Regions from separate parts of the Homo sapiens genome. Here all the other regions are linked to region 1. Evidence: chromatin loops called from intact Hi-C (ENCODE). Cell type or tissue: mammary epithelial cell. All regions are shown on one strand. Each heading gives the region's core, and the rest is flanking DNA. Links, peaks and the distances in the headings are about the cores only. Region 1 overlaps FARS2 (phenylalanyl-tRNA synthetase 2, mitochondrial). Region 2 overlaps LYRM4 (LYR motif containing 4). Region 3 overlaps LYRM4-AS1 (LYRM4 antisense RNA 1). Region 4 overlaps FARS2 (phenylalanyl-tRNA synthetase 2, mitochondrial).

Region 1 (7,376 bases), core at 1,273-6,272:
GGGGAAGGTGGCATTACTGAAAACAAATATTTTTTGAAAAATAAAGGCAAGTGACTAAGTGAGGTCTAGATTGCAACACTATTGTTCCTCCTGCACGAAATATACTGTTAATGTTTTTGCTGTTGATATAATATACTGTTAATATACTCCTGTTGATAGTGGTAATCAGTATGGCAATACGTAAAGTTTTCCACTGGTTCATTCACATGGTTAAGAACCTTGCTCCACTGGGCCGGGCGCCGTGGATCACGCCTGTAATCCCAGCACTTTGGGAGGCCGAGGCGGGTGAATCACAAGGTCAGGAGATCGAGACCATCTTGGCAAACACGGTGAAACCCTGTCTCTACTAAAAATACAAAAAATTAACCAGGCGTGGTGGTGGGCGCCTGTCATCCCAGCTACTCAGGAGGCTGAGGCAGGAGAATGGCGTGAACCCAGGAGGCAGAGCTTGCAGTGAGCTGAGATCACCCCACTGCACTGCACCCCAGCCTGGGAGACAGAGCGAGACTCCGTCTCAAAAAAAAAAAAAAAAAAAAAAAAAGAACCTTGCTCCACTGATCACGTCCTCATGTAATGATAACATAATAATATACTCCAAATCAGCCTGTATATTTTCACTCCATTGATGAGACTGACCTAATCCATTATCATTCTTAGCAAACGTTATAATCATTTTTCTTTCTCTAGCTAAAAGTTTCTGAGTGCCAATCTGCAGCCACAAGTGAAACATTTCGTACCTGAACTCATTAAGATTTTCAGTCAAATCGCAGTCAAAACTTTGTTTCACGCACGAAATTATTTAAAATATTATATCAAATTACCTTCAGACTATGTGCGTAAAGTGTATATGAAATACAAATGAATTTCGTGTTTAGACTTGGCTCCCATCCCCAAGACATCTCATTATGTATATGCAAGAATTTCAGGCCTGGCGCGGTGGCTCATGCCTGTAATCCCAACACTTTGGGAGGCCGAGGTGGGCGGATCACGAGGCCAGGGGTTTGAGAATAGCTTGGCCAACATGGTAAAACCCTGTCTCTACTAAAAATATAAAAATTAGCCAAGTGTGGTGATGGGCGCCTATAATCCCAGCTACTCAGAGGCTGAGGCAGGAGAATTCCTTGAACCCGGGAGGTGGAGGTTGCAGTGAGCCGAGATCGCACCACTATACTCCAGCCTGGGTGACAGAGCAAGACTCCGTCTCGGGGAAAAAAAAAAAGAATTTCAAAATATGAAAAAAAAAAAAAAAACCCAAATCCAAAACACTTCTGTCCCAAGTATTTCAGATAAGAGATCGTCAACCTGTGTTTGAGCACTTACCATCTCCAAAAAGATGTGCCATGAGCCTGGTAAGCGTTTGCTTAAGATCAAACTCTACAAGCTTCACGGCCTCCATGGTGTGTGTCTCTTGTTTATGCGCAGAGCGAGAACTTTGTTCAAAGAGCTGCAGGCTTTCTCCATCCTTTATACCAGCAAATAACTGTAAACCAACAGGAAAGTATAAATAAAGAAAATATCCTGGCCCATCTATATCAGATAACTTTAAAATTCTGCTAAGAATCTTTTGACTCTAAAAAGTTATAATGTGGGAATAAGACTCATTATGTCCTGTCAATAAACGTAATGAAATTAACATTCACTTAGTACAACTCTGAAGAAAACACTACGCTACATGGTATGGGGGGTTTTTAGAGAATTAAGACACTCTTCTGATCTTTGCTAATCTGTTTTTGATTTGCATGAACTTATAGTCAGTTCCCAACAAGAGACATTATCCTCAATTCTAGTGGAAATACTAGTGAATCGCTTTCATATTCTAAAATTACATCCCTGACCATCCCACAGTGTCGAGGAATTAAATCCTGTAAGGTCCATGAAGGTAGGAAGCAAGCTGGAATTTGCTAGTCCTGTATCTCCAAGGCTCAAGGCAGAGCCTCAAACATGTTTCTGCCGCTTACTATCTGTGTAAACTTAGGCAAGTGATACAGTAGCTAAGCCTCAGGGAATCATCTATAAAGTGGGAATAATAATAGTAAATTAGTAGATTTTATTACAAACAAAATAATATATAAAAAATACAGAGTATCTGGCACATTCCAATGGCTAAATAAGTTTTCCTCATTATTGTCTTCATGATTATTAACCACAGCTATCATTAGTCATAAGCTGCTTTACCACTGAAATAAAGTAACTTTCTGGTCAGTGACACAGCAGGTCTTTACTTGGTAGAAGATTGGCTCAAAAGGGATAACTGAGCAAATGAATGTATCATTCTTCCCACCCAAAGTCCCATAATCAAACATAAAAAATGTTTTAATAAAAGAATGAGTCAGCTGCCATTTCTAGTAATGTTGGTTTTGATAATTAGAACCAAACTTCCTGATAAATGCTACTGAAAAAAATACAGAAATTCTTAACAGCATTGAAGAAGTAAAACCGAGATAGAGAGGAGTGACTGAACTCTACAGGAAGCATGAAGCCAGGGGTAAAAAATTAAAAAATAAAAATAAAAAATAAAGTAAGCACAAAGCCAGAGAGAAGCATTGAGAGTATCTGCCTATCTAACCTATCAACTGAAAACCTGAACATGGGTTGTAACAGCTTACCATGGAAGTGAGACAAAAGGGAAAGCTTTGCTGTGGAACCAAGCTGGGGTGTTTGAGTCCCTAAAAGACTCATCCCCCTGATGAGGATGAGCACAAAAGTAAACCAGTCCTTGTGTAGACTTGCAGTCAGGTATCACATTTTCTGAACAATAGAGAGAGCTTCAGGCTACGAAGATGATCTAAGGCAATCCCAGACATACTTCCTCTAACTGGCCAGCAAAATGAGACAAAACCGTTTTCAGAGAAATATTCTAATATCCTAGGCCTCAAATTATTCTTATGAGGACTAAAGACAATGACGGCTGTCAATGCTTCCTCTAAAAATAATTTAGAGCAACAAGAACAAATAAAACTATTGAACACAATGCCTTTGGCAGGCAGGCAGGCAGGCAGGAAGGAATGCCAGTCAAAACCTAGGGACAGAACTGTTATACTCCTACCCCACTGATAAGGCTTTGAAGTAAGCAAGAGCAAGCTGGAAAAAATAAGAGAAAGAGAGGAGAATGAGTGAGGTGCTAAGGTTGACCTTAGAAACCCAGAAAGTGTAAGTTACACTAAGTGTGAAAAGCCTTTAAAAAGTGTCCTAGTAGGCCTGAGCAGGGACCACAGAAAAGTGGTGTAAAAGCATGCCCAATTTGAAGTGAGAGGATCCCAAAACCATAGTTACAATAAAAGAAAAAGGAGTTAATACAAAGCGAAAGACAACCTTTTCAATTGAGTAGGAAGAGAAAAAAGATGCAAATGAGAAAATTCAAGGTTGTGAAAGATAAAGCACAGCTAAAAAATTAGAGGATTTACAAAACCATTCTCTAACCCACACCAAAAATAAATAAATAAACCACTAAAGTGTGCATTGCTACACTAACAGAAGAGGGCACCAGAGACTAAGGAAGTCTTTTACACAACCAAAAAGGAACGACAAATAAATTCAATAAAAATATAGAAAATTATTACTCAAAAATCAGAAAGTCAATTCAAAAGAGCTCAACTAATGAAAATCCAACTTTTCTCCCACCCACCCCCCAAAACTAAGGAGCACTAAAAAGAAACACAAACTAATACTTAAAAACTAAGTTACATATGCTCAATCAAGCATTTAAGGATATAAATTGCTTTAGTCAGAAACTCAAAAATTAAGAACAAAAATAGAGAAAAAATGAAAAGAGAATTGATTTAACTCAGAAAAAAAAAAGAAATAAAATCATCTCAGAAACAAAATCTAAATTCCAAAGCATGCAAGGGACAATGGAATCAATCAAGATTTAATGAGGGGGCATTGAAGAAAAGGAGAAAAACAACCAGAAGGAGGATGGTAAAATAAAGAAAGAAGAATCAGAAAGAAAGTGGTAGAAATGGAACACAGGCAAAGAAGGAATTACATTTATATAATTGGAGTCCGTTAAAGAGGGAAAAAAAAACAATGGAGCAGAACTAATACCAGATAAAATGGGTACCTGTGAAAAAGAACCTGGAAAAATCAAATATAGGACATATTCTTATAAAACAGATTTCATAAATAATGGGGAAAATCGTCAAGGCCTCTAGGCAAAAAGATCAACTAATGTAGAGGAGTAAAGCAATCAGAGTGGCATCAGATTCTTCAAAAACAACACGGAAACAAGACAACAATGAAGCCACATTTTCAAACAACTCAGTTTTTAAAAATGTGGGTCAAGAAGTTTATATCCATCAATGCTGTCCTTAAAGCACCAAGTCTACAGAAAAAACGTGAAACACACAAGAGCATAGGAATGTCACATTAATGAGCTCTTTCTGAAGAATTTACCAAAGCATGAGCCTTGTTCAAGTAATAAATAACTAGGAAAATTTCAGCACAAAACAAATGGAGAACATGTTAATACATAAAAATTACAGATTTCAGACTAAAAGCTGGGGATTACATTGAAAGACTAATATCCAATTGTTATATGTTCTGACAAAGTAGAAATAACGTAACTAAACAATGGAAGAAAGCAGCAAAGAGGAAAGTAGAATATACTGATTATTGCATAGGCAATAGTTAAAGAATACTTTTACTAAGAACAAAGTTAAAAATGAGGGATAAGGGACTTTAAAAGTTTTAAGTATAAAAGCAACCATTAAAACAAAAATATAACCTTTCTAAAGAGCAACCAAAATTTCAATTCAAAAGCATAATAAAACATATATTGTAGAGAAATAAAATGTAACATGTTATGACATATATAACACCACAATATATTATGATAAAGTTCAGATCGAATATATCAATAACTCAATAAATGTGAAAGTAATATCAATAAATATGAACAGGCTTAATTCACCTCTTAAAAAAATAAATCTGGCCACAAAGCATGACTCAACTATACAAAAGATACACCTAAAACAATGTTAAAAACAAATGGATGGACAGAATATAACAGGCAAATGGATACAATAAAAAAGCAAGCATAGCATTCTTAAAATCAGAAAAAGTAGAATTCAAGCAAAAAAACACCGAGCAAGACAAAGAAGATCTTGTATTAATGCTAAAAGTTTCAAATCACAGTGAAGGTATAACACTTATGAATATCTATATATCAATAAGACAATTATTACCTCTGTGTAGAAAGAACCATAGGGGACGCAAAAGACACACATAGAAACACATTAATATTAATGATAATAGGAAACTTTAATACATCATTCTTAGTATAAGATCAAATGTGCAAAATTAATAAGATAAAAGACCTAAAAACATAATTAGGAAATGAAATCATGTGTGTATACATAAATATGTATACGTATATTTTACACACACACACACACATACACACATATTAAACTTACTCCCTTCATAATGAAAAATACATTTTATTTTCAAGGGCCCAGAGAATATTAACAAAAATTGATCACATAGTAAGTCACAAAGAAATAAGTATATTCCATAAAGAAGAAATAATAAACTATACTCTCTGATTAAAATACAATAAAACTAAAAATCATTCCCATTAACAACATACAAACACACACACACATAAAGGTCTTTCCACCTGAAAACTGACAAAAAAAGAAGGGGAACAAAAGTCAGGAAACATACACCACAAAGAGGTAATACCACTAACGTAAAGAAACTTTTAAAAGTTGACAAAGGGCCAAAAACTCCATAGAAAAAGAACAGACAATTCATCAAAAAAAAGATATGAAAATGACCCCTGAACACATGAAAAGGAATTCAAACTTAAAGAGCAAATTAAGCAAATTAAAATAACACTGACATAATACTTCTATCACAATGGCAAAAAGTTAAAAGTCAGACAACATATTCTTTTGAATACGCTGAGGCTTTGGAAAATAAGTACAGTCATACTTTGCTGGTGAAAATGGAAACTGGTAGAACCCTTTTGGAGATGAATTTGACAACACCCAACAAAACTACATATTTGTTGATCTCTTGACCCAGTCCTTCCATTTCTAACTACTTACCCTGAAAATATACTTCCAACATTAATACACATGCACAAAATTTTCATTGTAGTATTGTTTGTAACTGCACCATATTTTTTTAAAAAGTCTCACATTGGAAAGATGTTAAATAAACTATGGTCTACCTATACAATAGAGTACTTTTGCAGGTGTAATAAAGAACGAGGAAGATCTCTCTGGACTGATATGGAATGATTTTCAAGACATCCTGATAAATAAAAAAGGCAAAGTGCAAGAGGGCATATATTACTTGCTACCTTTCATGTAAGAAATAATAAAATACACATGAATCATCTCATTTGTGAAAAAAAGGAAGGATAGGCTAGAAATAACAAAAATAAATCACCTACACAGAGGTGGTGGAAACAGGATGGAAAAAATGGTTGAATGGGAATAGAGTATAATGAATGGCAGAGTGGGGGTCATGACCTCTAAGTAAACCTTGTTGTATAGTTCTGAGTTTTAGAAGGACGTTAATACTTTATCTACGCAAAACATTAAAAATAAAATCCTGACACCTGCAATCCCAGCACTTTGGGAGGCCAAGGCAGGAGGATCACTTGAGGTCAGGAGTTCAAGACCAGCCTGGCCAACATGGTGAAACACCATCTCTACCAAAAAATACAAAAATTAGCCAGGCGTGGTGGCACACGTCTGTGATCCCAGCTACTTGGGAGGCTGAGACAAGAGAATCACTTGAACCCGGGAGGCAGGAATTGCAGTGCGCCTACATCATGCCACTGTACTCTAGCCTGGGCAACAAAAGGAGACTCCGTCTCGATGATGATGATGATGATAATAATAATAATAATAATAATAATAATAATAATAATAATAATAATAAAATAATATAAAATCTACCCAGAGGTGGGAAGAACACAAATGGAATACAAACAGTAATGATGGACAGAAGTTTATTCTAAATAAATGACAGCCACTTAAAGAGAGTGGAGAAGAAAAGAATTAACCAAAATAACTTTCAAAAACAGTATTTTAACTAAATAAGATGAAAAACAAAATAAACATAGCAAATATTGTACACTAGTTAGCAAATTTTTTCCACAGAGGTATGTGTTAACAATTATGAAACTACCTTTATGTTCATTCCAGGACTGAACAAGAAAATAAATATGTCATGAGTAAGAAGAACCAGGTTTCTCACTGTCACTATCAAAGGCAATGGGGAGGGCTAGAATGAGCCATGTGGTGTTGGCTTAGATTGGAGGTACTCATATGAATTCATATTTTGTAACATATATGCAGATACATCAATACGGAAATAGAAGTAGGTATATGTATTTCCTAGCTCTGTCACTAGAGGGGGCC
Region 2 (7,376 bases), core at 1,560-6,559, 260 kb after region 1:
ACCCACTGCTGAGGGTGGGGACCAAGTCTGCGTCATCCTCTCCTCAGTGCCTCAAACGGTCTGGGAGCCAATGTTCAACAAACGAGCATGCGGGTGAGTAAAACACAACCAGCTGTAAGACGTGCTGTTCAAAAGGGCGGGCTGGGAGGGTGGCCGGGACACCAGTCACGGATGTCTTCTGTGAGCAAGAGCTCTTTCATCTGGGACCTGGTGATGAGTAAGGTGACGTGAAGGGAGAGTGGGGGAGGGCAGGTGGCCTGGGGAGTGCTAACGAGCTTGGTGTGTTCTGGAACTGAAAGAAGACAGAGATTGTTTTCCCGCTCCATGTGGAGAGAACCAGTTGCCCACTAATTTACAAAAGGAAAGTCGGACAGTAATCTCTCATCAGCGTGGCTATCAATGAGACCTGGAGCTTCCAGGAAAATTTGGCTTAATAAGTACCATACTGTTACTTCCTCGGGAATATTAAAAAGGAAGGAGCGATGAGACAGAAGGGCCTAATTCACCCTGCCGTGGACCACGTCTGACTTGGCCTGCTAACAAAGCATGTTTAGGCAGTAGGGAGAGAACCGAGGGGAGATGGACGTCTCTACATGGAAATATTTTCTGAATGTGAATTTTAGTATCCCTGTTTCCTGTCTTCCTTCAAAGATGAAAAGGAATCCATGTATAAAACAGGTAGTCACATGAGCATATGTAAAGTTTGGTTAAGCAAATTCAAGGACTTTTTCTACTTACCTAGGGCCAGTATATTCTGTGGACATTGATAACCCATAGTTTCAACTGTAACCTCACATTGATCCCCAGTTTTCAGAGAAAGAGGACACCATCTACTTCTGGTCACTGGCATTTTAGGTGAAATCCTGCAGTGATTGTTTACTGGTAGCCTAATTAGGTACGTTATCCATTATTTAACCCAAAATCCAGGTTAAAATATGACATCAGTGACTTTAGCTAGACCATAACTACACACGTTTACTTCCTGGAGTCATTAAACTGCTTAAAGAAAACAAAATCCCAGCACACCCTTGTTTTGTTAAGGTAACAAAATGAGCTCGTATCAAACATAAATACAGGTTTAAATTACTGTAAAATTTTTTTGTGGACTCAAACACAAACATCACAGCAAAGCTTACCTGTGACCCAATTAGGATCATCATGAAAACATAAATCCCAGTTCTACTCAAGTAATACCAATGGCCTGGTACCAATGGCTTCCAGCAGGCCACTGGGGTTTGACTGCCAACTAGGAAAAGCCCCTGCCTCTGGGGGATAGATGATGGGGAAATCATTCCATCCATCTCAGTGCTGAGCTCTCACATGCTCTTCTGCTTTTCTGTAAATTGACCTAAAATGGCCATCTTTGATGGTCTCTCACTTTCCCTCTAAATCCCTGATGTGAGAATGTATTGGAATTATTTCATGTAACAGTGTGTCTGCCCACAGACCGGCCTCCTGGCTCCAGCTTAGCAGTGTCCAACAGTAAAAATAGAAAAGCCCCTGAGTCTTGTCTTCTTTTGAGAGGAAAGAACCCTTTTGCAGAAGGCCCAGGAACCCCCTCCTCTAGCCACTTTGGCCAGAGTTGTGGTATGCAATTATTCCTAAGCTGTTCACTGGACAGGTAGCTGGGCCCCACCACAACTGCCTAACGTCAAGCAAGATTGATGCCTGGGGGCTGTGCTGGGAAGAGGCCCGCTTCAGGGGGAAATTGGGGCTGTGTTGAGAAGGAAGGAGGGTAGCTGTGGAGTGGGCCACTGAGTGGGGCCTGCGTTTCACAAGCATTCCAGGTCCTGCCTGGGGGTATAAATCCTGGCTCTCCCTTTTCCAGCTCTATGGACTGCACAAAAGTATAATACTATCTAACTTCTCGGCATTTCTGTTTTTTCACCAATAAAAAAAATGAAGGTAACAATACCCCCTCAGAAGATAACATGCGAGCAAGATGGAAGCACAGACCTGGCACAGGCCCATTCTTTACTCTGAGTCAAGTCTAGTCTCCTTAGGGACAGGGCATCAATAAGGGACCCCTCAGCACCTTGCACGATTCATTTAGTTCTCAGGAATTCATTTGCTAGGACTGAATACGGGAAACATGCTACTAAACTGCCCCTGAACTCACAGGCTTGTGATGTGTGGTGGATGAGACACAGCCCGTGCTGAGGCAGGCAGGTCTGAATCCAGTGCCAGAAGCACCATGTGCCATGAGGTGGCATTCGAATATTTGGAGCAATGAAGCGATCTCATTGAATGTATATATATGCTAGAGGAATTGCAATCATGAGAAAAATTAATTGCAGAGTTGATCGTAGAGGCATAGTGTCCAGGCAGAAACCTAATCCAAGCAAGAGATCATTTGACGGCTGAGGGAAGAGAGAGCCAAGGGGAATGGAGTGGAATGGAATGGAATGCAGGAACTCTAGAGGGGATTTAAAGGCTGAATATGCTGGTTTGCGGGCTTGAGTTAGGAGCCCACCTCTAGCAGTCAATATTACTAGAGCATTGGTGGTGAAGCCGTGGGTGTAAATAAGACCACGTGAAGTGGGCGTATATTAAAGACATATTGGTGACCTTTCTGATGTTTTCTACCATTTCATATTAATAGGCATGAGGATCGAAAATAGGAAATGATTTTTCTTTTCTCCTCCCTGGCAGCCTTCTCTGCTGTGATGTTTTTTCCTCATAAGGCTGGGGTCCTATTGCTTTCCCTTCTGATGAAGCTTTTTTATTACTTGGTGGGTAGAGGGCCTTAGGTGTGGCAGAGAAATTCCGCAGCCTCGCCCTCGCCGTCATAGTGATGAAGAGCGTTGACTCCGGAGTCACCAAGGGAAATTAAGCACATGTTTTATTAATCTTTATGAACCTCAGTTTCCTCTCCTGCAAAATGAGAACAATACTGGTGCCGACTTCGCAGCACTGTTTGCAGCGTGAGGGCGATAAGGCACTTACACAGGCGCGTGCCCCCCACATGGAAATGCCTGGAGATGCTGCCGGCTCCTCCACTCACCGAAACTGCACTTTCTCTCCTTTGTTCTAAATGAGAAACCAGGTGTGGGGAGCAAATGGGAGAAAGGGGCAGGAGAAGCTTGCCTCAGATTCCAACTCATATGACCTGTCAGTGACTAAAGACGGAATGCCAACACATGGATTGTGTGTGTGAAATGCCAGGTTGGTGTTTTCCACAGGGATGTGCCCGTTGTTCTCTGCTTTCTGTGGAATTCTCTTCCAGCGCCAGGCCTGGAGATGGGGCCTGCCCTTTTACCTCTCAAATATGTTCCCAGGGAAGAGTGTGTCCTTCTCCGGGAGCCACCCCATCACACTGACTCTCACTTTGGGCTCATTGCTAGAAACTCTGTGGCCTGCGCCTGCTTCCCATGTCGCGTCAAAGCGTCTCAGCACAGACCTAAAGGAGACCTCAGAGGTCACCCAGCGTGGCCTCGCAGAAACACCTGCGGGAAGGGATTACGGAGGTTTGCAGGGAAGGCCGGGCAGCCCGGGAGTGAGCGCCGCACTGCAGCTCCCAGACACATGCAGCTCCTGCTCCCAGGCAGGAACAAAGTGATTTCCCAGCTCCTGGGGCCATGGGTAGCTAACTGATTAAATACCCGGTTTGGAAAATTCACCTGACGTATTTCTTTTTTTTTTTTTTTTTTTTTTTTTTTTTTTGAGACGGAGTCTCGCTGTGTCGCCCAGGCTGGAGTGCAGTGGCGTGATCTCGGCTCACCTCCCAGGTTCACGCCATTCTCCTGCCTCAGCCTCCCAAGTAGCTGGGACTGCGGGCGCCCACCGCCATGCCCGGCTAATTTTTTGTGTTTTTAGTAGAGACGGGGATTCACCATGTTAGCCAGGATGGTCTCGATCTCCTGAGCTTGTGATCTGCCCGCCTCAGCCTCCCAAAGTGCTGGAATTACAGGCTTCAGCCACCGCACCCGGCCTCACCTGACATATTTCTTACACGTAAGCCACTTCTTTTTCTTGTCCAAACTGAGGCTAGCCCTCACCCAAGACTTGCCTGTATCTCAGTGCAGGTAGCTGAGCAAGGCACAGCCGCCAGGAGGAAGTCGGGGAACAGCAGCCGGAGCCTGGGGAAGCCCTGCACAAGTTGGCCTTGAGGAAACCACCTGACAGACGTTTGCTCTTCCTCACAGAGCTGGTGAGCATTCTGACTATGTGGTCACATCAGATCAGATCGCTCTCACCTCTCTAAGCATTTCTTTTTCTGGAGTATGAAGCAGCTATTCAGGGAGGAAAGCAATTTGATGTCAGGGGCTTCTTTGAGCCTTGGGAATTAGACCTCAGAAGCTTAGAATTGGAGCTCAGCTGCTGGTGGAAGATATACTGTGAATGTTTTATTCAGTAATGCATATATAACATTGAGCAGAATCCAAATACATAAATCACTTATACAATAGCTGTGAAGAGCCACCTTCCAGCACTTGAGAACCCGGCAGCCAGTGGCTCACAAAGGCCTCTGTCGCCATCTGCTGGCCGCATGCTTTCTCATGCTGTTAATTCTTGCTCTGGTATTTTTTGTTCCCGCAGCCTTTGGCACTCAGGTTCTTCTGCTGTAAAATTTGCCTCCATCAGAGCTGTATTGCCTTGTGTTTTTGAGGCTTGCAGAAGAGACCCTTAGCACTCCTTAAAATTCTGGCAGGACAGAGAAAACAAGATGGAGAGAGATGACAAAGCCGATTTCTTCCTCCTGGCTTTTTTTTAACCAGTTCTGTGCACTATCAGGCCCTCTGAGCTTAGGCCTATGCCAGCCACATCTCAAGGCCAAGGACACAATACTCGGTTTGTCTTTATAATAGGTCCTGTTATTGTGTCTGTCAACCTCCCGATGTCTGTATCACAGTCACCAATATATTACGCTAAGGAAATAGGAATTATTCACATTGCCAGTAAAACTTGCCCATGTATAAGCACAGACTCACACAGTTATGGGCCTGAAGACCATCCCCAGTGGCGAAACTGTGCCCCAGAGGTTGCCATAAGTCACTGGAGCCAGAAGGCATATTTGATCCCCTGTGTAAGATTGGCCACCGTACCCTGAATGACAGTGGTGTGCTGACTCACACAGAAGATCCGCTTGTGGTGCAGGCTTGGCCTCCTCAATGTGGCCACAGGCCCTAGAGCGCTAACAGATGTCACTTATCGGGATCACCCCTGAGGCATTGTGAACAGGAAGTGGCATCACTGATCTCCCACCAGCTCTGAACCAATACATGTGGCATCCCAACTTCCGGAGAGGCTGGACAGAGCATATCCGGAATGCAGCCACGTGGGGAGTCAGAGTAGGGCAAGGATATAGGAGTGCTGATGAAAACTGAAAACACAGGGGACCGGCCCGCGATGCGGCCTCCTGGGAGACATCTGCATGAGGCCAGCAGGCCAAGGGTCCATGGCTGGGGATGGCTGCGCTCTCCTTAGGGAAAGGCATTCCAGAAACTGAAGTTACGAGGCAGCGTAGGGAAAGCATCCTGGGCTCTTCAAATCTGGGCATGGCTGTGAGTCCCAAAGCGTTGTCAGTTTACACCATCTCCTAATGCAAGGGCTAAGTCATTAGGGAAAAAATCATGTTTCAGGTTTTAAGGGGAAAAAATGAAAAGGTGCATGGCCTTTACCTGTAAACAGTAGAAGGGGGTGGGGAATGGTTGAATGGTAGAAATGAAAATCAAGAAATCTAGCAATGGCTGGTGATTTAAGGACCTTGTATATCAGTTATTGCTGCACAGTAAGTCATCCCCCAAAACTTAGTGGCTTCAAAGAACAATCTTCATTTATTGCCACATCCCACTTCTATAGGTCAAGAATTCAGACAGGGCATGGCGAGGGGGGCTTGTGTTGCTCCACAGTGATTGAACCTCAGCTGGAAGATTGGAAAGCTGGGGGCAGGAATCATCTTTTACTTAGCTGTCTGGAGGTTGATGCTAGTTGTGAGCCAGGAGTCTGGCCAGGGTGTCAGCCAGAACATAGCACATATGGCCTCACTGTAACCTGGGCTTCCTCACAACATGGCGGCTGGGTTCCAAAGGCAAGAGTCCCAGCAGAGAGAGCCACACAGAAGCCATATTTTCTCTACGGCATAGCCTCAGGAGTTGTACAGCGTCACCTCCACTGTCAAGGTTATAGAACCTGTCCAGGTTCACATAGAGAGAACACAAACCCCTTCACTCAGTAGAGGAGGGTCCATTCATTGTAATACAATCATTGGAAAACACCATCTGCCACACCGGTTTCCTTATCACCTGTACCCGCATCCCCCCCGACACATGCACAGAAACAGGGCAGCCTGTCACAGACCCTCAGCGATCATGGCATGGGTTTGTGCTGGGTAAATAGGTGCGTTTGTGGGTCAGCTCTGCTTCTGGTTTGTAGTTTGACCTGGTCTTAACCTCTCTGGATCTCAGTTTCTTCTTCTGGGAAACAAAAAGGCTGAGCTCCAAACCCAGTCATTGGAAACTTTAACGTTTTCTCTTAACCTTTTTTATACCCTCATGCCTATTCCTCAGTGGTAGTGAGGGTCACGGTTCAGTTTGGTGGGGGGGTAAAAGTTTGGAAAAGCCTCCCTCAAAAGCTCTAGAATCCCTTCCAGCTCTGACCTCCGTGAGTGTTGAGATGCTGGTCATGCTCTTTGGCTTTTTGGGATTTTACTTTCCTGCTCTGTAAAATGAAGGGTCTACTAAATTATCAGTTAAACTTTTTCCAGCTGTCATGTTTGATGTTAGTATGCGTTTTGATATAATGAGGTTCCTTCATCCACACCAGTACTGTTCCGCTACGGTGGACATGTGCGTTGGCAGAAGAAATCCTGTATTTACAAGTTCCTGCCCAGGCTATTGAAGAGGCTCTTCCTTTCTGTGGAATGATAGAAGCTTGAGTGGCTTTTGCAGCAGGGACCTGAGAAATCAGCCTACTCTCCACTTTACAGAGAGAAAACTGATGCGCAGAGAAGCCGAGTGATTGCCAAGGACAGAGGGCGAGTTATTGATAAATCAGGCTACAGTCCTGTGACCTAAGGCAGTGTACTTTACTGTTGTGACCTCATCCTCTTAATAGAAAATATGTGAGCATGAGGACCCTGAGACATACCACCCCCATCTCTCCCATCTGCATTATTCCTATGAAGGGCCAGTACCCTCAACAGTGCCATCTTCTTTTTATTTCCACAAATGTGATAAATGCTCAACTTTTGTGAAAGTATAGTTTTTCAAACATGAAAACTAGATTAAAAAGCTGAACATCCAGAATAATTATAACCATAAGGTAGTGGTAGTCATGATCACACACAGAGGCTCTTGGTCTGATTTCTACAGAGAGAAACAATGCTTGAATACTTGTAGAACTGGACACCTGAACAACAAGTTGGAAGGCTTTTA
Region 3 (7,376 bases), core at 1,471-6,470, 340 kb after region 1:
GAATAGAACAGTACAAGACTTCCTGTTGCCAGAGTCTCTGGGGATTTCAATGGTCATGGATCGGTTTTGTGTTCGTTTTTCAGGTTTTAGTTCTTGCACCATGCAGGTAGTTAGATTCAGATCCCAACCCCATAGCCCCTAGCCACCTTCAGCGTTTGCTATTGAACACACATTTGATCTGCGTAAGCCTGGTAAGTGAAAAGCTTGGGAGGCAACTAATATTTCTGCATTTCTCTCATTATTTATGACATAGATAGGATTAACCTTTTTTATTTTACAATTGTTCACTATCTTGTATAAAATAAGGGCAAAATGCAATAAGATATTCAAACAATTGTGAAATCATCGTTTTGCTATTGTGAAACAAAGGTGGCAGTTCAGCCAAAACTGAACTATTGACTGACAGGCAGGCCTCTGCACGTGGTGTGACAGTTTGTGCATGAAAATAGACAACTTCTAGTAAATCAGGTTTGGGTTAAAAGAGACAAAAATCTAAAGCTGATAAATAAATTAAAATCAGAAAAATAGAAGAAATGAAGGATTAAAAATTAAACACTAAGAAGTTAAAAGTAAAATAATCCCTCACCAAAAAATACAATTAATTAACTGTCTTTTTAATTAATTAAGTGACCTGCATGGCCAGCCTCCTGTGTGAAGGACCTGAGAGGACTATAAACTGTTTCTGAGCCTCTCCTGTGTCCCCTCTTGAGGCTGCACCTGACTGGCTGTCCCCTAAATTTAAGAACACAGAACAGTATAGGATAAAGGTGGCATTCAAAATTGGTCGAGAAAATATGAATTATTTAATAAATACCACTGGTATAACTAGTTGGCTATGGGGTGGGCAGAATCTCTCTGAATTCTAATTCTCAAAATAAATTCCAGATAAATTGAAAAATATAGCTGGGCACGGTGGCTCACGCCTGTAATCCTAGCACTTTGGGAGGCTGACGCAGGTGGATCATCTGAGGTCAGGAGTTCGAGACCAGCCTGGGCAACACAGTGAAACTCCGTGTCTACTAAAAATACAAAAATTACCCAGGTGTGATGGCGCATGCCTGTAATCCCAGCTACTCAGGAGGCTGAGACATAAGAATAACTTGAACCCGAGAGGCAGACGTGTGAGCTGATTTTTGTGAGTTTTCTATGGGAGTGCTATGGAGATGGTACCACTGCATTCCAACCTGGGTGACACAGTGAGACTTTGTCTCAAAAAAAAAAAAATACAAAAATCGAAACTCAAGGGGACTATAAGAAAGTGTAGGCAACTAAAAAAAACCTTCACTGGGCAAGACCTGACTTAAGCAAGAAACAAAACCAAAAGGCCTACATGAATGTACCTGCAAAGCATAAACAGTAATGTACCTGCTTAAAAATCCAACATTTTTTCATGGCAAAAATTATAACAAACAAATCCAAAAGACAATCAACACACAGAGATCAATATTCCCACCATCTTTGAAAAAAAGGCTCACTCTTTGGAGGGCAATAAAATAATATCTATCAATGTTTTAAAAGAAATAGTTTTGACCTAAGAACTCTGCTTCTAGAACTTGATCCCACACTTTCGTGTGTACATATGTATTTCACTGAAGCACTGTTAGTAACAGGAAAAGACCAGAAACAATGTACATGCTCATTAAAGAGGGGACAAGTTCAATATATTATGGGACATCCAGATTTCATGTTGGAGGGGCCAAAGGAAAACTTCCCCTTTGCCTTCTGAATGCTGGCTGAAAATCAACTGACAAAAGATAGATTAAAGCCAGGTGTCATGTCTCATGCCTATAGTCCCAGCTACTCAAAAGACTGAGGCGGGAGGATCACTTGAGCCCAGGAGTTCAAGGCTGCAATGAGCTATGCTTACACCACTCTACTCCAGCCTGGGCAACAGAGCAAGACCCCTGTCTCTTAAAAAAAAAAAAAAGGCAGATTAACAGGAGAAGAGTCATATAAATTTATTAGCATGTGATTCTCCCACCATGCAATGGGGTACAGATGGTTAAATACCCTTCTTTTTAGGGAAAGGGAGATGAGGAAATGTGGATGATGTTAGGTGGTAGGAAAGGATTTTTAGGATGATTCAATGAACTTGAAGAGCATACAATGGCCTGGGGACAAAGTCTGATGGGGCCGCAGAGCAGGCATGTCCAGGTGTGTTGACAGACCACAGTCCTCTTCCTGCGACAAGAATTCAGTTAATGGAAACTCAGGGAAGGGAGTCGAGTAGCTGTTCTTGGGCGGATATGAAACAATCCCCAAGATACAGAGTTAAGAAAAAATCAGAGAGGCCCAGAACTGTGTGAATACCAAGTTTTTATTAGTGCAATAAAAGGGGAGGAGTGTGCTTCTTATGTACACAGAGGACTTTTTTTTTTTTTTTTTTTTGAGACAGGGCGCTGCTCTGTTGCACGGGCCGGAATGCTGTGCCACCGTCATAGCTCACTGTGGCTTTGAACTTCTGGCCTCAAGGGATCCTCCCACCTCAGCCTCCCGGGTAGCTAAGACTACATGTGTGTGCCACCACACCTGGTTAATTTTTTAATTTTCTGTACAGACTGGGTCTCTCAATATTGCCCATGCTAGTCTTGAACTCCGGGGCTCAAGGGATCCTCCGGCCTCAGCCTCCCAAAGTGCTAGGATTACAGACATGAGCCACCATGCCTGGCCATATAGAGGACTTCTAAAAGGAAACACAAGAAGCCAGTAGCAGTGTCACCTCTGGAGACAGAGATTAGGAGAGCAGAGGTCTTGCTTGCTTTTCATTGTGTATGCTTTTCATCTCTTTCCATTTTCGTCATGTGCTTTTATTACTTTTTCAATTAAAAGCAGTTAATGATAAATCAGGGAAAACAAGTTGGAAGCAAGACATTTTTACCTTAAAGGAATATAAAGAACATTAAACTAGAAAGAGAAAATGGAAAACAAAGCAGCAAGCATTCAAGCATTATATATATATAAAAATAGTGGGGAGACACAGGGCTGTAAAACCGAATCAAGCATGGCTAAAACAGGAAAAATAACAGGGGAATAAAGAAGGCAGAAGGCAAAACATAGCAAGGGGAGGCAGACACAGCCAAGAGTCCTCTGAGGAGGGGGTAGGTTGGACACTGGGTGCCCATGGGTTCCCCCCGAGGGATGCCTGAAGCTGAGTCACATGGAGCTGGCGGAGGCTCAGAGGCAGAAAAGGAGGACAGAGAGAATCCAGGCTGAAGCGGGGAACCACTGTGTGGCGGGTGCAGAAGCTCCCCCAGGTCAACTCTCTGTGGCCCTGTGGCTGTGGTTTGGAGAACGATGGCTGGTGTGGAAGTGGATGTTAAGCCCCGGACCTTAGAACACCTGTTCCCACGGACATGAGAAAGCAGGCTTGGGACAGGCCGTTGAGAAAGCAGGCAGCACTCAGGGAAGGCCAGCAGCTCTGAACAGACATCTGCTGTCACACTGTGCAAGGCTTGGTTTCATTAATGACCCCATGTGACAAAAAGAAGCAGTGGCTCCCATGGTTTCATGGAACTCAGGTCCTCTCCTCTCTCCAGTCACAGAGAGCCCCGTGTAGACTCTTCATAAGGTGGAACCCGAAGAAGGAGACACTGGGTCTCGGGAAAATGGAATGAAGGAGATGTTGTTGTATTTGGAACCTAATGTGGAGGAATGGGCCATATAAATAACTGAATAGAGGCAGGGTGTGGTGGCTCATGCCTGTAATTCCAGCACTTTGGGAGGCCGAGGCAGGAGGACTGTTTGAGTCTGGAATTTCGAGACCAGCCTGGGCAACATAAAGTGACCCCATCTCTACAAAAAATAAGAATTAGCTGGACATGTGGTGGTGCACCCAGCTACTCAGGAGGCTGAGGTGGGAGGATTGCTTGAGCCCAGGAGTTCGAGGCTGCAGTGAGCTATGATTGCACCACTGCACTCCGCCTGGGTGACAGAGAGAGACCCTGTCTCTTTAAGAAAAAAAAAAGTGAGCGTTTCACTAGGAATGAGGGAAGTTTTTTTTTTTCTTTTTTTTTTTAGATGGAGTCTCGCTCTGTCGCCCAGGCTAGAGTGCTGTGGTGCGATCTCGGGTCACTACAACCTCCGCCTCCCAGGTTCAAGCGATTCCCCTGCCTCAGCCTCCCGAGTAGCTGGGATTACAGGCGCCATCATACCTGGCTAATTTTTTGAATTTTTAGTAGAGATGGGGGTTTCACCATCTTGGCCAGGCTGGTCTCGAACTCCTGACCTCAAGTAATCTGCCTGCCTTGGCCTTCTAAAGTGCTGGGATTACAGGCGTGGGCCACCACGCCCAGCCGGAATGAGGGAAGTTTGAACTCCAAAGCTAGAGTCCCTTGGTGTCTTCCGTCCTGGTCTCTTTTGTCCCAAAGTTGAGGGAAAGGGTGGGCAGGGAGGAGAGGGAAGGAAGAAGATTGGGAAGGCCTTGAGCTCCCCCTTCAGGTCGAAGCCCGTGCAGGCTTTAGCAATGACAGCAGGCTAGGAGAGCAGACCTCAGGGTGTGGCTCGTGGGCCCCCAGGTCTCCTAGAGCCTTTGGGGAAAGGGGGGTTGGGTTGAGAGGTTGAAACTATTTTCATAACAATGCTAAGACATGATTTGCCTTTTTAACTTTGTGGACACTTGCACTGATACCGCAAAAGCAATGATGGATAAAGCCCTACCCGTATCACTTAAAAATATCCTAGATAAACCAATAAAAATAATTAATTTTATTAACTCTCAACTCTTGAGTACATGTCTTTTCAACATTCAGTGACAAAATAGGAAGTATTTTGTCACTTCTACTACCAATGTATGACGTTGCTTTGAGGAAAAGCTCTAGGATGATTGAGTTTTGAGTTGAACTGGCTGCTTTTATAGTGAAACATTATTTTTTACTTGAACAATGGATAAACTATAAATATTCAGACTTGGGCATCTGGTAGACATTTTCTTGAAAATAACCCATGTGAACCTCTGACTTCAATGAAGTGCAGTGAAAACAACTGAAATAATGCATTGCTAAGGTTAAAATCTGAACTTTGAAGGAAAAATGATAATTTTGAAATACTTGTATGTACCATGAGCTTGACAGCTACCTGGTATTTAAAGACTTTTATGATGAGATCAGCATTGAAACAAATGTGATTGTTGCTATTGGATAAGAAAAGCTGCCAACATTTGGAAGACCTGCATTTTTCAGTGAACCATATTTTCCAAATGATCAATGCAAAATGTTACAAGACTATGCATAGGTAAAAGATCCGCTTAAAGTGCAAGATAAACTGACTGTAATGTAACATAGTGTGGACAGTTTGACAATAAGGTTTCAGATTCCATATTGCAACTACCTTAAAGAAATGACATCCAGTTTAGTCTTGGTGTCATATCAAAGAAGAATGTCTACAGTCTTCTGAAAAGGCCATTAAAGACACTCTTTCCTTTTCCAACTATTTATCTATCCGAGGCTGGATTTTCTTCATATCCTTCAAGCAGAAAACATATCACAACTGGTTGAATGCAGAAGTAGATATGAGGATCCAACTGTTTTTTAAAAAGCCAATCATTAAAAAGATTTGCAAAAAAGCCAGGCAGGCACGGTGGCATGTGTCTGTAGTCCCAGCTACTCAAGAGACTAAGTGGGTGGGAGGATTGCTTGTGCTCAGGAGGCTAAGATGGCACTTGTTGAATAGCCACTGCATTTCAGCCTGGGCAACATAGCAAGACCCTGTCTCTAATAATAAAAAGAAAGAGAAAGAGAGATGAAAGAAAGAGAGAGAAAGAAAGAAAAGAAAAGAAAGAGGGAAGGAAGGAAAGAAGGAAGGAGATCCAAAGACCAAAAACTTGAATAACCACTGGCCTGAGATTCTAGTAGGTCTATCTGGCAGGGTGCACGTGGTTTTTAACTGTTTCAAGGTTATGTTGGTGAGTCCCTTTGGCCCTGTCTCTCAAGCCCCACTGAAGGGAAGCCACAAACTGACCCTCTGAGTAGATTCTGGCATGGGGACCAGAGATGTCTTAGCTAAGGATCCTTTCTCCCACTTAGAAACTATCTCTGGACCTGAGTGGTTTAGGGGTGGAGGGTAGAGTGAAGGTATATTCAGTCTGGAGATACCAGTCAAGAACGTGAAACACTTTTAACTGAGCCAAGAGGATTCCAGGGTGGGGAGTATGAAGTGGGACAGATATTAGGTAGCATTTGAGCCTAATCTTGAGGAACGTGTCCTATTTGGCCAGGCAATGTAATAATCACAGGTCTGAGATATTACTAGGCACAGTGACTTCATCAGGGTGAAACCGTGTCCATTCTTCTCTTCTTTGGCCTACTCTTACTCCCATTTCTACTTTTCTTCTGTAAACCAGAACGTATTTGAGACTTATCTCAATTAATTTAGAGGTTTATTTTGCCAAGGTTAAGGACCATGGCCAGTGACACAGCCTCAGGAGGTCCTGAGAACATGTGCCCAAGGTGGCTGGGTTACAGCTTGGTTTTATACCTTCTAGGGAGACAGAAGTTACCAGGGAAATACATAAATGAATACATGTAAGGTATACATTGGGTCAACCCAGAAAGGCAGGACTTCTCGAAGCAGGGTCTTCGAGGTCATAGGTGGATTCAAAGATTTCCTGACTGGCAATTGGTTGAAAGAGTTAAGCTGGAGCTTAAGCCAAGGTTCTTGTCATGTAGATGAAGCCTCCAAATAGCAGGTTTCAGAGAGAATAAGCAGTGAATGTCTCTTGTCTGACCCTAAAAGGTGTCAGACTCTCCAGAAAAGGCCTAATAAGGGAAGAAGATTCTCTATAGAAAGCAAATTTCCCCCACAAGAGACAGGTTTTCAGGGTCATTTCAAAATATGTCAAGGGAATATATTTTGGGATAAAATACTGCCATTTCTTTCAGGGCCTGATATCCGTCATGTGATTCCATACCAGAGTCAGGTTGGAATGTGGTATGTTATTGCTACAAAGAGTCTGTTTTTTCAGTCTTAAGGTCTCTGAGTCAATGTTAATGTTGGTCAGTCACGTCTAAACTCCAAAGGGAAGACAGTAGAAGGAGGTAAGTCTGACTCCTCCTTCCCATCATGGGCTGATGTGGTTTTTCAGGTATTTTTTGGAATCCTTCTTGGCCAAGAGAGGGATCCATTCAGTTGGTTGGGGGCGCTTAGAGTTTTATTTTTGTTTTGCACTTCTCGTAACCAAGTATGACTCCCAAGACTCCCGGGGCATGCTGTAGAATAATGCTGTTACCAGGAATTTGTCAGGAAATACTCTGCATGATTGGAAGCTGAGAGTAAAGGCTTAGGATTTGGTGTTGTTTGCACAAACCTCCCATGAAAAGACCATGCACACTGGAGCAGGACAGTTGCAATTTTGGCTTCCCTCTCTCCTGACTCTGGGATCT
Region 4 (7,376 bases), core at 912-5,911, 99 kb after region 1:
CTAATCCAAAAGTAGGATTAAGTATATCATCTTTTTGCTCTCCCAGAAAGAAAGTGGCTTACATACTGGGACACACTGGGAATGTGAAGGGGCTTAAACACTCCAGCAGCGTGCATAAAATACTGTTATATCAAGGACAAGCATTTCTAATCCAAAATTCCAGAAACATAGTAAAGGCCCTCTGAAATGTAAATACTCATAAATTCCAAACCTGATTACCCAGTAGCTGTAACTGCTGACAGCTTACGAGGTTCACATCAATTTCAAGGGGCCTCAAGCCACCATGGAATGAGCAGGATCCAGTCATCTACAAATCATTCAATTCCCAGGGCAGCCATCACATGGCTGTTAAAAGAACCAGTAGACTGTTAATTCTCTTTCCTGCTTTGTCTCCTCAGTCATTTCATTCGACATTCACTGTGAATACTTCCCTCACTATTAATGCATTTAGCTTCAGAATCTCAACTACACAACCAAATGTGCTCATCAGATTGGGGGTGAGGGGTTCTGGAAAGAAAGGAGGAAAAACAACCCCGGAGTTGATGCAATACTGACGTTTAGATTTCAGTCACACAAGATAAATCAAGAAGCTCAAAGTTCATGCTCCCTTAACAACCTTAAACCTCTACCCTAGGCATATGGATCAGAATGGCAGTTTTATTAGGATCACAATTGTATCAAATACACACTCAAATCATGTACCACATCTACCATTATATGTTCTCCCTTTAAAATGAAAAAAAGGTTATATTCCAAACTGGAGATAAGGCAAAGCTGTAAGTTTGAATAGAATTGAATTTTGATCCGGCACTGTCTCTTGGCACTCAGTATAAATCTTCATACCCCCATCTGACTACTGCCTCAAGGCCACAATCTCTAAACTCATTCCTAATCCAGTTACATGGGAGGACAAGCATGGTCAGACAGCAAAGAAAACTCCAAATACACACTTGTAGGGGCTATAGTGGGAGAGGGGCAAGCAAAACAAGTACGCCAAGTTCTCCCAACAAGGTGTAGAGGAAAGGACACTGGACCAGGAATCAGGACCCAACTTGGGGTCCCCAGTCACCCACCATCTGTGTGATCGTGGGGAAGCTATTTGCTCTTCTTTGTCTGAATTGATTCCTCTATAAAACAAGGAGGTCTCATTCAATGTTTTGGGTGGTTATATAAATGAGTCAAAGGTCTCTGCTGGCATTACTTTCCCTAAGTTTCTCAGTTGAAATTTCCTTTCCTTTATCCCTGTGAGGTCTGCTGGAGGTTTCACATGTGGGCAGGCAAACTGTGGGATCCCACTACTTCAACACAAGGCTTTGATAAAATGCCTGGGACTATGAGGATAAAGTAGTATTTTCCCTCATTCATTCAATCAGCAGACACAAAACTACCATACACGTACATCATATACAATACAATGTGCTAGACATTTTAGGAAATGGGTAGAAAATTGTAATTTTAAAAGGTACAGTTCCTACATGAAGGCATGTAATGTTTATAATCCAACTGGATAACAAATTGAAGAAAACTGCAATGACAAAGATCTAGAACAAATTGCTAATTAATCACAGTATCTTTCCCACTGAGCCTAGGTGTGACCTCAAAATCCTTCTCCACACAAGCACTCCATTCAGCACCCAAAAGACTGTCCTCACCAGGTGAGGTGAGGTGCTTTGTGCAGTCCACAATAGGCACTCTTCTGAGCGCATGCCCAGCTACTTCCAGTGCCCTCCCACTACTGCTCCTACCAAGCTCCTTTGACTTCCACCTTCGCCTCCAAATCACTAGGTATTCCCAAAAAGAAGGGAGCCACTAAGAACCTAGTCACACTGGCTGAACACTCTTGTCAACTCACCTTTGCCAATCTTTTTAAAAGTCCGAATTCTAGGGAAAGAGGAAACACCTATACCCTTGCTTTAATCCATATCAAGCACACATCTATTTTAAATACTAATGGATGACCATTATGTTATCCTTAGACACCTAGTACATTCCTATTAACAAAGGCAATGCATGGTGTCCCTGGGCTTAAATCAATACACAAACGCGCCAACAAGTTTTTTACACACACAAACACAAACACAAACATAAACACAGCTTCTCATGTACTGTGAGAGGCTGCATCCCTAACCAAGTTGGCCATCTGGGAAACGAATGCCTTTGTGGTGGCATTGTGAATTGCCTCCACTCTTCTGGAAAGCAATCTGCCAATACGTTTTAGAAGCCATAAAAATGTTCATACTCTTTGACCCAGTAATGCCATGTCTGAGACTCTATCATAAGAGACTAATTCAAAATATGAAAATAGCTACATGTACAAATGTATACCTTTAACTGTTATTAGTAACTGTAAAAAGTTGGAAGTAACGCACATGTCAACAACAGAGTTAAATAATTAATGATGTGGCATCACAACAGAATATGATACAGCCATTCAAATGGTAACTATGGGGATTATACAGTGATAAGGGGAAACGCACATACAAAACAACTGATACAACTATGAAAAGCCACTGAACAATTGTTTAAAAACTGATTACCATGTTTTAGGGTGGTAAATGTGGGTGCTTTCCCTTCTTTATTTCTAAGCTTTTTGTAATACTGCTATGATGCCTCTATAATTAAAAGATAATCTTTTATTTAAAAATGATATGCATGCTTTGATCTCAAGGATACAGAGCCACACCAGACCATGCAGCCTGCTATGTTACTCAGGGAGGAAGAGGGACCATTAGCATTCTACGGACGCACAGGCATCATGGGCTGAGCCACACAGAGCAGTCCACGGAGAGCCACCTGGAGGTGTTGCGTACTTGGTCAATGATTGCCAAAAAATGAGCAGTGTCCATCTGCTAACCCCAGTCAATTCCCCTCATTACGAGCATCCCGAGGCAGAGAATTCCCCGGGCGCACTTCACATACTGTCAGCTTAGTTATCCATTTAAAAAATTTATTTGAGGTCACATGGGGCTGTACAATCATTTGGTTAAAGTCACAAGCCCAGATTTTCACATTGGGAGCAATGAGAAATGTCTGTGGCAAGAAATGCAATAATCACAAAGATGGAGGAAGGCAAGCAGAAGCAACTTTTCACTTTCAGAGAAGCAGGGGGCTTGGGGAGCAGCCAGCGTGGCCGCAAACACATTTGTCTAAGAAACAGAGTCGTGGGGAGGGCAGGCTCAGAGGGAGGGCAGGAGCGGCTCTCCCGAGCTGACACAAGGATGAAGACACAGGAGGTAAAGGTGTGCGCTCAGCCCTAACAAGCCTCAACCAGCAGATGGCAACCGACTTCACCTTGGGGCCATTTAGCCCCACGTGCAGCTTCAGCCCTGTGCCAGTCCAGGCACCAGTCCCACTCAGGAAAATCTCAGAGATCTCCAGTCCAGCTTCAACCAGTCAGTCCCAGGTGCTGCTCTTGCATTCTTGCCCTTCATCTCTATGTCCAGGCACCTCTTTATACCCTAGTGTCAATGCTCAAGTTCTTTTCTCTCCTCTATACCTTCACTTCCCCACTGAGTCCCTGCCAGGGAAGCAGCAGGGCAAAGAAGCTTCACATACAGGTTGTGAAATCAGACGGCACTGACTTAAAATTCAAGTTAAGCTACTCTTCTCCCTGTATGATCTTGGGAGAATTACTCTCTTGAACTTCGGTTTCCTTCTCTAAAAGATTTGTACCTGCACCACAGGATCATTATAAGGGTCAAATGAAACAACAAATGTAAACCCCAGTATCTGACACTTATGAATGCTTAATAAAAGTTTGCTATATTTACTCTCGTTCCTCAGCAGCTGGCACCCTGTGTGTCTTCTTCCTCCACTAACCCTGTCCATCGAACATGAACCACACAGTCCCGCTCTCTGTTGCTCAGCCCTCCTTATGCTGATCTCAGTCCTGAACTCAGCGTGCCTTCTGGAACCACTCCACTGCCCAAACCAAAACACTCTCATTTCTGCACCGTGAGCCGACTCTCCCTGCCAACAGTTATAGCCCCCCACACAGTCAGGAAGTGCACAGTAATTTCATACCTTGGTACCGAAGCCACACTGCCTGGTTCACAGCCCTGCTCTTTCACTCATTAGTTCATGTGACTTTGCTCAAGCTACTTAACTTCTCTGTGCCTCATCTCCCCATCTGTAAAAGATAGTAATAGTGTCCACCTCCTAAGATTGAGGAGAGGATTCAGTGTGCAAGTAAAGCTCTGAGAACTGTGCTAGCACATAATAACCAGGCACATTTTTTTTTAACTTCAACTCCCCAAGGCCAGAGGTACTTGATTAGCCTATGTCATCCCATGTCATCCGATAACCCAAGCAGCTTTGCGACTCTCTGACACAAGGGAGATGTAATCTCTCTGGACAGCAAAGCCTTGCTATCTACCACGTGGTGCACAGACCGACATGGGCACTGCCTGGAAGCCTGTTAGAATCTCAGTCCCCACCAAGCCCTACTGAAATAAAATCTGAATCTTAACATGTTTTGCAGACAGAAGTCACCTAGAGGTCTTGTTAAACAACACAACAACACAGGTTTGGATGGCGCCTGAGATTCTGCTGTTCCTAGGACCAAACTTAGGGGAGCAGAGCTCTAGAGGAAAGTTCTGAAGTAGAAGTGTTCCAATATGTGGGAAGACTGTCACCTGGAGTCTGTAAGTGACAAAGAGGGTAGGTGGGCATGACTGGTAACTGGAAAAGTGCATGGCTAAGAAGATAAATGACCAACAACATAAGGAGCTCCTTGTAAGTTCTTAAGAGGGTAGGGACCAAGTCTTCTTAATCTGTTTTATTGAGTGAATTCCCAACATGAAGGATGGTTCACCAAAATCATCTGACATAACCCTTACTTGTGTGGGGTCCACCAATTTAGCCCCATTTTCTTTGTGTGTGTGTGTGTGTGTGTGTGTGTGTGTGTGTGTGTGTGTGTATGTGTGTGTGAGATAGCATCTTACTCTGTCACCCAGCAGGCTGGACTCATTTTCAATAAAACTAGAATGTTAGTTTAAAAAAAAATTGTTTGATATTAGTTGCCACTCCGCAACCCACCCTAATATATTAAACTGCACACTTTCTGCATGGAGACAATGCAAACTGCTCTTGATAGAAGGGAATGATTTCACAATTGCTTCCCTTAGAAATGATTTTGGCTTTGATCCAGGAGATGGGGTAGGTGGGTTGGAGATAAGAATGGGGCTGGCAGAACACCTTCTGCAAAACAGTGGGCTAGGCTTTGAAAGAGAACTTGCCGTTACTTTGCTGCCATCTTCTTTGTTCTTTTAGAGACAGGGTCTCATTCTATCACCCAGGCTACAGTACAGTGGCACGATCACAGCTCACTGCAGCCTCAAACTCCTAGGCTCAAAGGATCCTCCTGCCTCAGGCTCCCAAGCAGCTGGGACTACAGGTGCATGCCACTATGCCCAAACTTTGCTACCATCTTATTTCAAACTCCCAGGATGTTGCAAACTAAGTTAAGGCATCAGAAAAGTAAGTGCCTCATTTCTATAACCCTTGACCTTTTTCTTAGTGACATAGGTAACTAACCAGACCCTGGAGGTCAACAACCAGAGAATAATAATTATAGAGAAGAAAAATAAAAGACTACAGACTAGAAAAAAATCATACCAATTGATCCAAGAGCCCCCCAAACACTCCCTCCCACCCCCAGTAAGCACAGCCTTCATTTTCTAGGACTTCAGAAATAACCAGATGTGGCTGGGCATGGTGACTCACGCCTGTAATCCCAACACTTTGGGAAGCCAAGGCAGGCAGATTGAGACCAGCCTGGGCAACATGGCAAGACCCCATCTCTACAAAACACAGCAAGACCCCATGTTTACAACATGGCAAGACCCCATCTCTACAAAAAAAAATTTTTTAAATAAAAAAAATTAGCCAGGTATAAGTAGCACATGACTATAGTCCCAGCAACTTGGGAGGCTGAGGCAGAAGGGTAGCTTGAGCCTGGGAGATGAAGGCTGCACTAAGCTATGATGGCATCACTGCACTCCAGCCTAGGCAACAGAGCAAGACCCTGTCTCAAAAAAAAAGAAAGAAAGAAAGAAAAAGGAAATGACCAGATGCCCATGACTGTTATCTAAGCAATCTGTCTCTCTCATCCAACAGTGTCCCCTGCCCCACCCACCATCTCCACACAGACACCTGTCACCTCAGTAATTAACTAAGGGGAAAAATCTGCATAAAAGTGAGAAGAGAGCTACATTCCCAGTCCCCACAACCGTCATGAAATTATCTAAATGTGAATGCCATATCAAACCCAAATGTGCTTCTCTTTGAAAAAAAACAAAATAAGGATCACCATCAGATGTCCCTTCCAAGTCAAAGGTCAGGAAGAATTTCCACTATGTCACTCTGAATCAGCAGCTGTGTATGACTATAAACAGACATAACATTTGGACATGCTTATGTTATATATACTTACATGTACACACAGAGACACATATGTCTCTGTTCTACCTATATCAAAAAAGGTTTTGGAGCAGGTAAGAAGTTCTTGTCCTCAACCACCAGAGTAATCCAATCATTTTCTGCCCTCAGTGAGGGCTCTAAGAGATACACAGCAGGAAATCTACCAGGGATCCTACATCCTTTCTCTAACTACTCACAGAGTCCTCATAGATAAATAAAATCATAGGTAAATAAAAAACAAAAAATGAAAACATTTTTAAATTTGACATCTAAACTTTCTGCTCCAACTACTGACAGAGCTCTCATATATAAATAAAAAAGGCAAATATTTAAAATTTTATATCTAATCTTTTTTTAATAGATAAAGGAATTTATTATGGAAATTGGCTTATGTGACTATCGAGACTGAGAAGTCCTATAATCTGTAAACTGGAAAACTAGCAAAAAGGATGAGTTCATGTCCTTTAGCTGGAAACCATCATTCTCAGCAAACTATCACAAGGACAGAAAACCAAACACCGCATGTTCTCACTCATAGGTGGGAAATGAACAATGAGATCACTTGGATACAGGGTGGGGAACATCACACAACAGGGCTTCTTGGAGGGTGGGGGGCTGGGGGAGGGATAGCATTAGGAGACATACACAATGTAAATGACGAGTTGATGAGTGCAGCAAACCAACATGGCACATCTAAACTCATCTTTTAAACAAAAGCAAGGCCAAGAGAATACTTGTTTCCCCTGAACCCCAAGTGTCATCTCCAAACTTTGATGAACTTTCAACCGAATAAGCTTAAAGCCACAGTCCAAGACAGCCATTGCTGTTATAGAAGAAAAGATTATACCGATACAGCTCTGTAATTTTAAACAAATCCCAGGGGCCCAGAAGGGGCTCAGACAAAGCATTCCTTGAAACCAAAAAACCCTCAGATTGACTGTATGGTTCAAAGATAC

The links. Peaks named below come from ENCODE experiments on the same cell type or tissue, not always from the same donor. Only the 100,000 strongest peaks of a DNase experiment are listed, where the experiment ranks them.
Region 2: a loop joins it to region 1, with 15 times the contacts of the local background. A loop is called at or near these places in 83 of 110 quality-filtered maps.
Region 3: it touches region 1 in a loop (9-fold over the local background); 21 of 110 quality-filtered maps call a loop at or near these places.
Region 4: it touches region 1 in a loop (8-fold over the local background); 2 of 110 quality-filtered maps call a loop at or near these places.

Annotation. Positions count from the first base shown.
Region 1 is chr6:5,398,646-5,406,021 of GRCh38, reverse strand. FARS2 (phenylalanyl-tRNA synthetase 2, mitochondrial) reads right to left here. Exons shown (of 7, transcript NM_006567.5): 3 at 1,321-1,480. Among named protein-coding and RNA genes, the nearest start is that of FARS2-AS1, 56 kb to the left of the region's middle. In mammary epithelial cell, for the core only: a CTCF peak has its summit at 3,473 (motif pointing right); no DNase peak of the experiment used is centred there; H3K27ac peaks cover 1,103 bases.
Region 2 is chr6:5,140,912-5,148,287 of GRCh38, reverse strand. All of the region lies in intron 2 of LYRM4 (LYR motif containing 4), which reads left to right. The region is part of intron 3 of LYRM4-AS1 (LYRM4 antisense RNA 1); the gene reads right to left. MIR3691 (microRNA 3691) reads left to right here; the gene lies at 1-55. Among named protein-coding and RNA genes, the nearest start is that of MIR3691, 3.7 kb to the left of the region's middle. In mammary epithelial cell, for the core only: a CTCF peak has its summit at 4,478 (motif pointing left); a DNase peak (open chromatin) is centred at 4,477.
Region 3 is chr6:5,054,353-5,061,728 of GRCh38, reverse strand. All of the region lies in intron 2 of LYRM4-AS1 (LYRM4 antisense RNA 1), which reads right to left. It also overlaps a transcript of LYRM4 not described here. Among named protein-coding and RNA genes, the nearest start is that of PPP1R3G, 27 kb to the left of the region's middle. RefSeq lists enhancers at 4,206-4,265, 4,326-4,375. In mammary epithelial cell, for the core only: a CTCF peak has its summit at 4,435 (motif pointing left); no DNase peak of the experiment used is centred there.
Region 4 is chr6:5,299,345-5,306,720 of GRCh38, reverse strand. All of the region lies in intron 1 of FARS2 (phenylalanyl-tRNA synthetase 2, mitochondrial), which reads right to left. Among named protein-coding and RNA genes, the nearest start is that of FARS2, 42 kb to the right of the region's middle. RefSeq lists enhancers at 4,191-4,485, 4,435-4,494. In mammary epithelial cell, for the core only: a CTCF peak has its summit at 3,274 (motif pointing right); a DNase peak (open chromatin) is centred at 3,290.